2 separate regions of the Homo sapiens genome follow, and region 1 is linked to region 2. Evidence: chromatin contacts called from ENCODE Hi-C or POLR2A ChIA-PET data. All regions are on one chromosome and are shown on one strand. The core of a region is the stretch at or near the end of the contact, and the rest is flanking DNA. Distances in the headings are between cores, read along the strand shown. Region 1 holds the start of KIAA1549. Region 2 holds the start of UBN2 (ubinuclein 2).

Evidence for each region. A loop is a pair of places that touch in the nucleus more often than their neighbours do. ChIA-PET counts read pairs that join two places held with the same protein, here RNA polymerase II (POLR2A). Pooled maps may share reads with other maps.
Region 1: a map of endothelial cell of umbilical vein shows a loop between it and region 2 (20-fold over the local background). The contact joins the promoter of KIAA1549 here to the promoter of UBN2 in region 2. A Hi-C loop is called at or near these places in 2 of 168 maps with a recorded cell type or tissue (B cell and endothelial cell of umbilical vein), 2 of 37 single-sample maps with no recorded cell type and 8 of 50 pooled maps. POLR2A ChIA-PET finds 5 or more read pairs at or near these places in 4 of 52 experiments (A673, H1, PC-9 and 1 more).

Annotation. Positions count from the first base shown.
Region 1 is chr7:138,979,873-138,983,613 of GRCh38, forward strand. KIAA1549 reads right to left here and starts at 1,517. Exons shown (of 20, transcript NM_001164665.2): 1 at 1,211-1,517. The coding sequence starts at 1,397. RefSeq lists silencers at 131-425, 1,265-1,394, 1,435-1,814, 1,835-1,964 and enhancers at 436-1,322, 1,945-2,294.
Region 2 is chr7:139,229,637-139,233,372 of GRCh38, forward strand. UBN2 (ubinuclein 2) reads left to right here and starts at 1,601. Exons shown (of 18, transcript NM_173569.4): 1 at 1,601-2,316. The coding sequence starts at 1,849. RefSeq lists enhancers at 1,382-1,541, 1,622-1,761 and silencers at 1,932-2,181, 2,392-2,611, 2,558-2,817.

The DNA.
Region 1 (3,741 bases), core at 267-2,766, 250 kb before region 2:
GAAAGTGATGACTGTGACCTTGAGCAAGGCACTTCTCTGCCTTAGTTTCCTCTTTGGTAAGCAGAGTGGACCTGTTCCATGATCCCTGAAGTCCTCCCTGTGCTTCTATTGTACCATCCCCTCTAGGGCACTGGTTATAATTCTCACAGGTCCAAGGGACACCTTCAAATGTGTTCCAATTCCTCCCAGCCACTGAGTAGCCCTTTGGCCCTGCTCCCACGAGAAAGGAGGATTCGGAGCAGCGTTCACGGCTTTCTGGTTTTTGTTCTGTGTGCAGCAGCTCTCCACCCCTAGCTGCTCCTTCCACCTTTCCTTTTCCGCCTCAAAGTGGTCAAGTGCCTGTGCAGGGGCAATCGCTGGCCTGCAGTGTCAGCTCAGAGACGGTTTCCAGACCATCCTGTGTACAGGCTCAGGGTGGACAAATAAACATTTTGGAGAAGCAATAGGAATTAAATCATTTCTTCCACAACAAAACCCTTATGCTTCTTCATAAATCATGCCTCTTCATTCCATACTGATGAACAGTCACTAAATTGCATCTGTTATAAAAACAGCCCTTACTCCTTTCATGCCCAGACACTTAAGAATCAAAATATTTTCACACTCCATTGTACTAATAATGCCTTGCAGAAGTAATACCAATAGCTATTTCCCTGGAAAGATCCGTGGCCAGGGCGCTTTCCAAGAGGTTTTCTTTGAATGTTCTTTGTGTCCTGCTGTACGGGGGGACACGGCCGGCCTGCCCGCATCTGGGGGACGCTGGGCTTGTCCCGGTAATGCAATACTCTTTTAAAGCACACCTCGAATCCACCTCTTCGCCCCGACAATAAAGTATCTCAAAACATTCGATATGCCACATCATACAGCCTTGACAAAAAAGCACGCCGGTGCCTGCATTCTGCAGGAAAAACCAGGCACATTCTGAGATGAAGCCACCAGACCCGCTTCGGGTTCCATGGACAAGAGAACAGCTTTGCAGACCCCTTAGCAAGACCGGCCAGAAGCCGCTCGCTTGTTCGTTTTAATTATTTATTTCCCCCGTGCCTTTATTTGTTGGGCCCCAGAAGAATGGCAAAGCATCTTCCAGAAAGGACGGCGAGGGAGCTGGAGAATAAAAGAGGATGGGCGGGGAAAGCCGGGGTTTTGAAAACAGCAGCGATAAAGGCAGGCGGGGTCGCGGCCGCGTTCCGAGGGTCTCGGCGGAGCTTACCTGGGGCGCACGAGGCCGGCCGGGCCAGCAGCAGCAGCCAGAGGCCAGGAAGCAGCAGCCCCGGGCGGCGGCGGCGGGCGCAGCGGGCGGAAGGCCGTCGGCCGCTCGGCCCCGGGGCCAGCGCGACCCCGGCGCGGGGCTTCCCCTCCATGGCCGCGCCTCGGCGTCGGCGCCGCGCCCCCGGCATTCCCGGCCGGCGCCCCGGCCCGGCCTCGCGGCTCAGCGGCTCTCGGGTCCGGGAGGGGCGGCCGCTGCGGCTGCGGCTGGGACGGGGCGCCGCGCACCGGCGCGGAGGGAGGCCGGAGAGGCGGGGGCGGGCCGGGCCGGAACCGAGGACAGGGGCGCCAGCCGCACGCCCGCCTTGCCGCTCCGCCCCCTTCGGAGCCTCGGAGCCGCTGCCCGGCAACGCGCGGGCCCGGGCGCGGGACGGCGAGCACCCCCTCCCGGCCGGCCGGACGCCTGCCTGCCTGCCTGCCTGCCTGCCTGCGGGGCGGCCGGGGCAGCGTGCGCGGGGCTCGGCGCGGCAGAGGCGGCAAGGGCGGCGAGGCGGCGCGGCCCAGCCCTCCCCCAGGACCCGCCTTCCGGAGGGAGCGCGAGGGGCTCGGGGGGCCTGGGCCGGGCGGTGCCGCCCCGACCCGCACCCAACCCCGGGTCCCGCCGCGCGTTCCCCGGGGCGCCCGGATCAGGGTAGGCCGGCAAGCCGGGGGAGGGGTCCTCTCGCCTCCCTCGCTCCTCCTCTCCCGCCGACTCCTTGCGGGCAGCAGGTGTGTGGGGCGCCGCGCTCTCAGGACAGCCTCGGGGCCGCGGAGGGGACAAAGCCAGACAAAGTCGGGCTCCTGCGCTAGAGCTCAGCGTGCAAGGCAGGGGCGAGCAGAGCGCACGCAGCTCTCCCCCGCCTTCCTGCCTTAAGAAGGTGCGGCCACCTCTGCGGGTCTTCGGGAAGCGACCCTGCGCTCAGGGCCTGGGAGGCCCGCGGGACCCTGCACTTAGCAGGCCTTGAGCAGGCGGCTGCTGAAGCGAATGGGCGTGGAGCTGGGGAGACCCGCAAGGCCAGGCCGTTTTAGGGAAAGTGGCGCTCCTGAGAGGTGGAGAGAATGCCCAGAGAGCGTTTGAGGGTTGGAGTCCGCGGGGGGAATGAGGAACGGGAAGAAGGGAGTTGACATCTGTCAAGTACCTACTGTGTGCCAGGCACGTCACTCTGAAGACGCCCCGTGGCTTCAGGGTCTAGGGAGGAGGAATTGGAAGTTTTGAATCGTTGCATCCCACTGGCATTGTTGCATCAAGCAGATATTAACGGTGTGTGTGGGGGACACTATCTCGTGCAGAAAAACTATGGCAGACAGCGGAAAAGGTGAATCATTACACTGGCAGAGGGATCCTCGCGGCTATTCAGTCGGGTTCCCCTGCCAGGCCCAGCCCTTGAAGGGGCTGCCCAGCCTTGCAGCTCCAACTCTTCTGGACTCCTTGCCCTTGGCGAATAGTTCTTCCTAAGAATAGGACAGGGGCACTCTTCTGTAGGTACACACCTGGTCCTTACAGGTGGGTACTTGAAACCTGGTAGTTTCAAGGAAAATGAGAATAAAGGTTAAAAAAAGCTTTTGTTGATGTTCCTGGTGTTTTTACACGTTATTGTAACCCCCCATCATACAGCCCCTATGTTTATTACAGTAACTGCTCCTGTCTCCCAAAGAGGGTTCTGCGTGCACACCCAGGTAAGTACCTAAGAGAAACTGCCCAGATATGTCTGGTCCCAGGACACCATGGCCATAGATCTGGGACCTCTTATTCACACACTTATCTTTATTCTCTGAACTCTCTATAACAGCACATTTGACCACAAACCACTGCCTTCGTGCAACTCTTGAATGGTCTTGTCCTGTTGTGTTGTTTTATCTTTTATGAATTTATGCTTTGCACACACAGCCCCCACCCCACCTCCAATAAATTAATATGAAATTCAAATATGGTGCTATCCTGCTTAGGATTTCTCATAGCCCCAGTAAGCCCTCAGTAGACAATCGTTGGTTTGAGCCAGAGCATGCATTCCGCCCGTGAAGAGGTTCCATCTTCAGATTTGGCCTCAGCCTCCTGCAAGCTGCCATCTACACTAGACCCGTTGGTGTCAGAGAAAAAAGCCTCCCTCGGCCATGCGCGGTGGCTCACGCCTATAATCCCAGCACTTTGGGAGGCCAAGGCAGGCAGATCACCTGAGGTCAGGAGTTCAAGACCAGCCTGGCCAACATGGCAAACCCCGTCTCTAATAAAAACACAGAAAAATTTACCCAGGCATGGTGGCACGTGCTTGTAATCCCAGCTACTCAGGAGGCTGAGGCAGGAGGATCACTTGAACCCAGGAGGCGGAGGTTACAGTAAACCAAGATCACGCCACTGCACTCCAGCCTGGGTGCCACAGCAAGACTCCATCTCAAAAAAAAAAAAAAAAAAAAAAGGAAAAGAAAAAAGAAAGGAGTCTCCTTCTCCATTCTCTGCAAACTCAAAGACAATAGTGTTTGCCCTGCCATTAAGAGATT
Region 2 (3,736 bases), core at 351-2,850:
TATTTTATATTAAATTAACTCTGTTGCGTCTGTTGCTTTTACTTTATCCTAAGCAGTAGGTAAGTATTGTGAAACTTATATTTCACATATGCACATATGTGTTATGTATATATGGGTGTATATTCTAGGTTACAGTGTAAAATGTCTTACTGTGGGTTATGGATCAAAAAGTTGGAAAACTCAGTGGGTGAGAAGTTAGAAGATAATGTTGGATAAGTAACACACCTGTAGAAGGATTTGGCCCACAGACCACCAGTTTGCAGTCTCTGAGCTAAATTGTGGAGGATATTGAATATGAGTATACATACATAGAACTCAGTTTGTAGGTAAGTTGCAGCCAGAACAGAGAACGATATAATAAAAACTCTTTTAGAGACATTAATATGACCCCGTCTCAAGACTGGTGGGAACAGAGACTGAAGGCAGAAAGGTCATTTAAGTATCACTAAGGCAATCTAAAAATGAGACCCGAATTCAGAATCAGAAAAGGAGCAATAGGGAAGGAGATAATGTAGGTAAAACATGGCGCCGAGTAGAAAAGATAGGGTTTTAGAGCTGGGAGAGACCTTTGGAATCATAGATTTCATCACCATCTTCGTCCAAGTAGGGAAAGTAATAACAGGAGAGGAAAAAACGGAACCCTCTCAGAATTTGTCAATGACGTCACACTGACTTAATAAAAGAGCTTTCAATAGTTAATGCAATTAACAGAAGGCTTGGATTCCCTTCAGGATGTGAAGGGCGAGCCCTCAAATTTACTTTTTATTCAATGGATTAAAATGGCCAGTAATTCTTATCCTTTTAAACCCGACTTCCAATTAATTAATTACAAGTGAGCCTATGGGGCGTGCCCAATCAATTCCTTCCCCATCCTGAAATGGGTCCTTTAGCATTCTCATAAACAGTACGTTTCCTGAAATACCACTAAACCCTCTTAAGAAGTTTTCTATGATTTCAGCAGTTTAGGCCTTCTGAATGAGCCCAGAACTCCTCATCTGCTTGTTAATTTTCCAACTGCAAAGCGTTATTGAACATTTAATGACCCTGCCCCACGCAACGCCCACTGCGGCCGGGCGAGGGAAACCGGAGTAGGTCGAGGAAGGGGAGGCCTGCGCTTTCGGGAGGGAAGCCGCTGGGGCTAGTCTGGCTGAAGCTGGGCACTTCCTTTTTTCCCTCGATACTTAAGGCTACGGGGACACAGGGCGGGCAGGCACAACGGCTGGCGCGTCTCTCTACCCTTGCCCAGAGTCCGCCTTGAATAATCAGCTAACAACCCCAATTCCCTTGAACCCAGCACGGGAGACCCGGCGCCAATGGCTAGGTCGGTCTCAGTCCCATCCCGATGCTAGCCCCGGGAAGCTCCTGGAGCGCCTCTGGTTTCCGGGTGCGAATAGTAAACTGCTCGGGAAACCCCAGAACCCTCCCTTTGAGGAAGGGTGCAGACGGCGTCTCCGTTTCCACGGAAACAGGCCGAGCCATGTCGTCACTTCCGCCGACCTGTCTGGACTCCAGACTGTTGGGAGGAAAAGAGGAAAACTGAGCAACAGCCACGACAGTGGACGCGAGCGTCTCCTCTGTGCGCATGCGCCCGCTCAGCGGCCTGCTTCTATTTATGTGGGGGATCCAACATGGCGGCCGCGGCGACCCTGGCGATGGCGGTGAAGCCCATCAGAACGTAGTAGCGGGGAAGGGGACACGGTCCGCACTCACCGTGGCGCCGGCGGAGACGGCTGAGGGTGGTGGAGGGAAGAAAAGCGACAGAGAGCAAGAGGAAGGGCGGGCAGGCACGCAGCGCGCCGTAGAAGCGAGCGCCGGCTCGAGCAAAAGCGGAGGGCCAGAACAGTGGGGATGGCGGAGCCGCGCAGAGTAGCGTTCATTAGCTTGTCACCGGTGCGGCGGCGCGAGGCCGAGTACCCGGGGCCCGAGCGTGAGCCCGAGTACCCCCGCGAGCCCCCCCGGCTGGAGCCGCAGCCGTACCGCGAGCCGGCCCGGGCGGAGCCGCCGGCCCCGCGGGAGCCTGCCCCCCGCTCGGACGCGCAGCCCCCGTCGCGGGAGAAGCCGCTCCCCCAGCGCGAGGTCAGCCGCGCCGAGCCGCCCATGTCGCTGCAGCGGGAGCCCCCGCGGCCCGAGCCGCCGCCGCCGTTCCCGCCGCTGCCCTTGCAGCCGCCCCCGCCGCGGGAGTCGGCTTCCCGGGCTGAGCAGCCGCCGCGGCCGCCGAGGGAGACGGTGCGCCTGGAGCTGGTGCTTAAGGACCCCACCGACGAGAGCTGCGTGGAGTTCAGTTACCCGGAGCTGCTGCTGTGCGGAGAACAACGGGTACAGAAGATTCTTCCCTCCTGCCCCAGACCCCGGGAGCCTCAGGACCCGCCGCCTTCCCCAGCTGGTTTGCACCTTGGGACGCCCACCGAGCGCGTCCGGGTCGCCCCGAGGGTGGGGTGCGGGGGGCCGGGGCCGAGCGGGTGGACGGGGCGGTGAGCGCTGCTTTCTCCACTCCCCAGGGTGGCCGAGGCTCTCACCCGGCTGCGCCGAATCCCCAAACCCCCGGCACTCGCTCCCAACGCCGCGCCGAGCTCGTTTTCTTGTGCACCTTTCGGAACCTCAGATTTTCCTTCTTTCCTTTCTGCTCCCCACACAAAATCCTGGGGCCCTGCAGGCCGTGTGGCTGGGTTCTCCCTGTGGCGCTACAGCTGTCGTTCCAGTAGAAAGGAAGAGAAAACCTTGGGGGACACGCCCCCCAGTCTGAAGCAGAGATTGTGTAACCCCTCTCGTATCATCCTCATCCTCATCACTGTTTGTTTTGCTGGGCGCCGTGGCTGCTGAGGTGTGCTTGCGTGCCTGTGATATTTTTCTTAATCGAAGGGAATTTAAGAATAATTAAAGGTTTTCAGAGACTAAGGATCCCACTTTAGGAATGGAGAAGTGGGTTAGTTAATCTGGTTACTAATTTTTCTCTCGTGTTGGTATTGGAAAACCTTTTTAGCTTTCCTTTTTTGTGGAGTTCGTTCATATTGTAATTGAATGGGAAGGTGTCTCCTGTTTTATTTGACACCTACCCGTCATATTATTTAAGTGTACTATCATTAGTTTATAGAAGGATATTGTATTCAGCCTTTGTAATTTTCGGAGGATGATGAAAAAAATGTCAGCTTTGAATTTTTTAAAATAATTGAAAATATATAGGTATGCTTTTGATGTAAGAGGTGAACAATGGAGAAAGGATAGGGGTTATGTTCGTAATTGTAATTTTTATTGTTGTGGGTTGGTGGATCTTCAGAAGTAAGTTAGAAAAGGAAATGATAGATTAACAGTAAGGAAAGAGAACAGTTTTCTCTGTTGCTTAGCAATTATACCCGTTATTAGGTTTTGCTTTAGCTTGAGTCTAATGGACTCCAGAAGTCCCTTGTTTTGTTTTCATCTTCAACTACCTTTATGGTCAAAATGACTGACTGCTTAGTCACAAAGTATCATGTTGAACAATTTCACTAGGTTTTGTTTACTTCATGGCCAGCTAATGTTTTGATCATTATTTAGAAATGTTATGTGGTCAAATCATTACAAAATGTTTTCAACCAAAATGAATTGTTTAAAGGTAGAGATCATTTTGGTCACTTCCACCTAACATTTTGCTCGTCAGACTCACTTGAATGCCCCTTCTTTATAAATCTGAGGTCACTTTTTTCCCAAAAGAATATTAAAAATATTGGATTGGAGCATTTTTCAAACATTGTATTTGAGC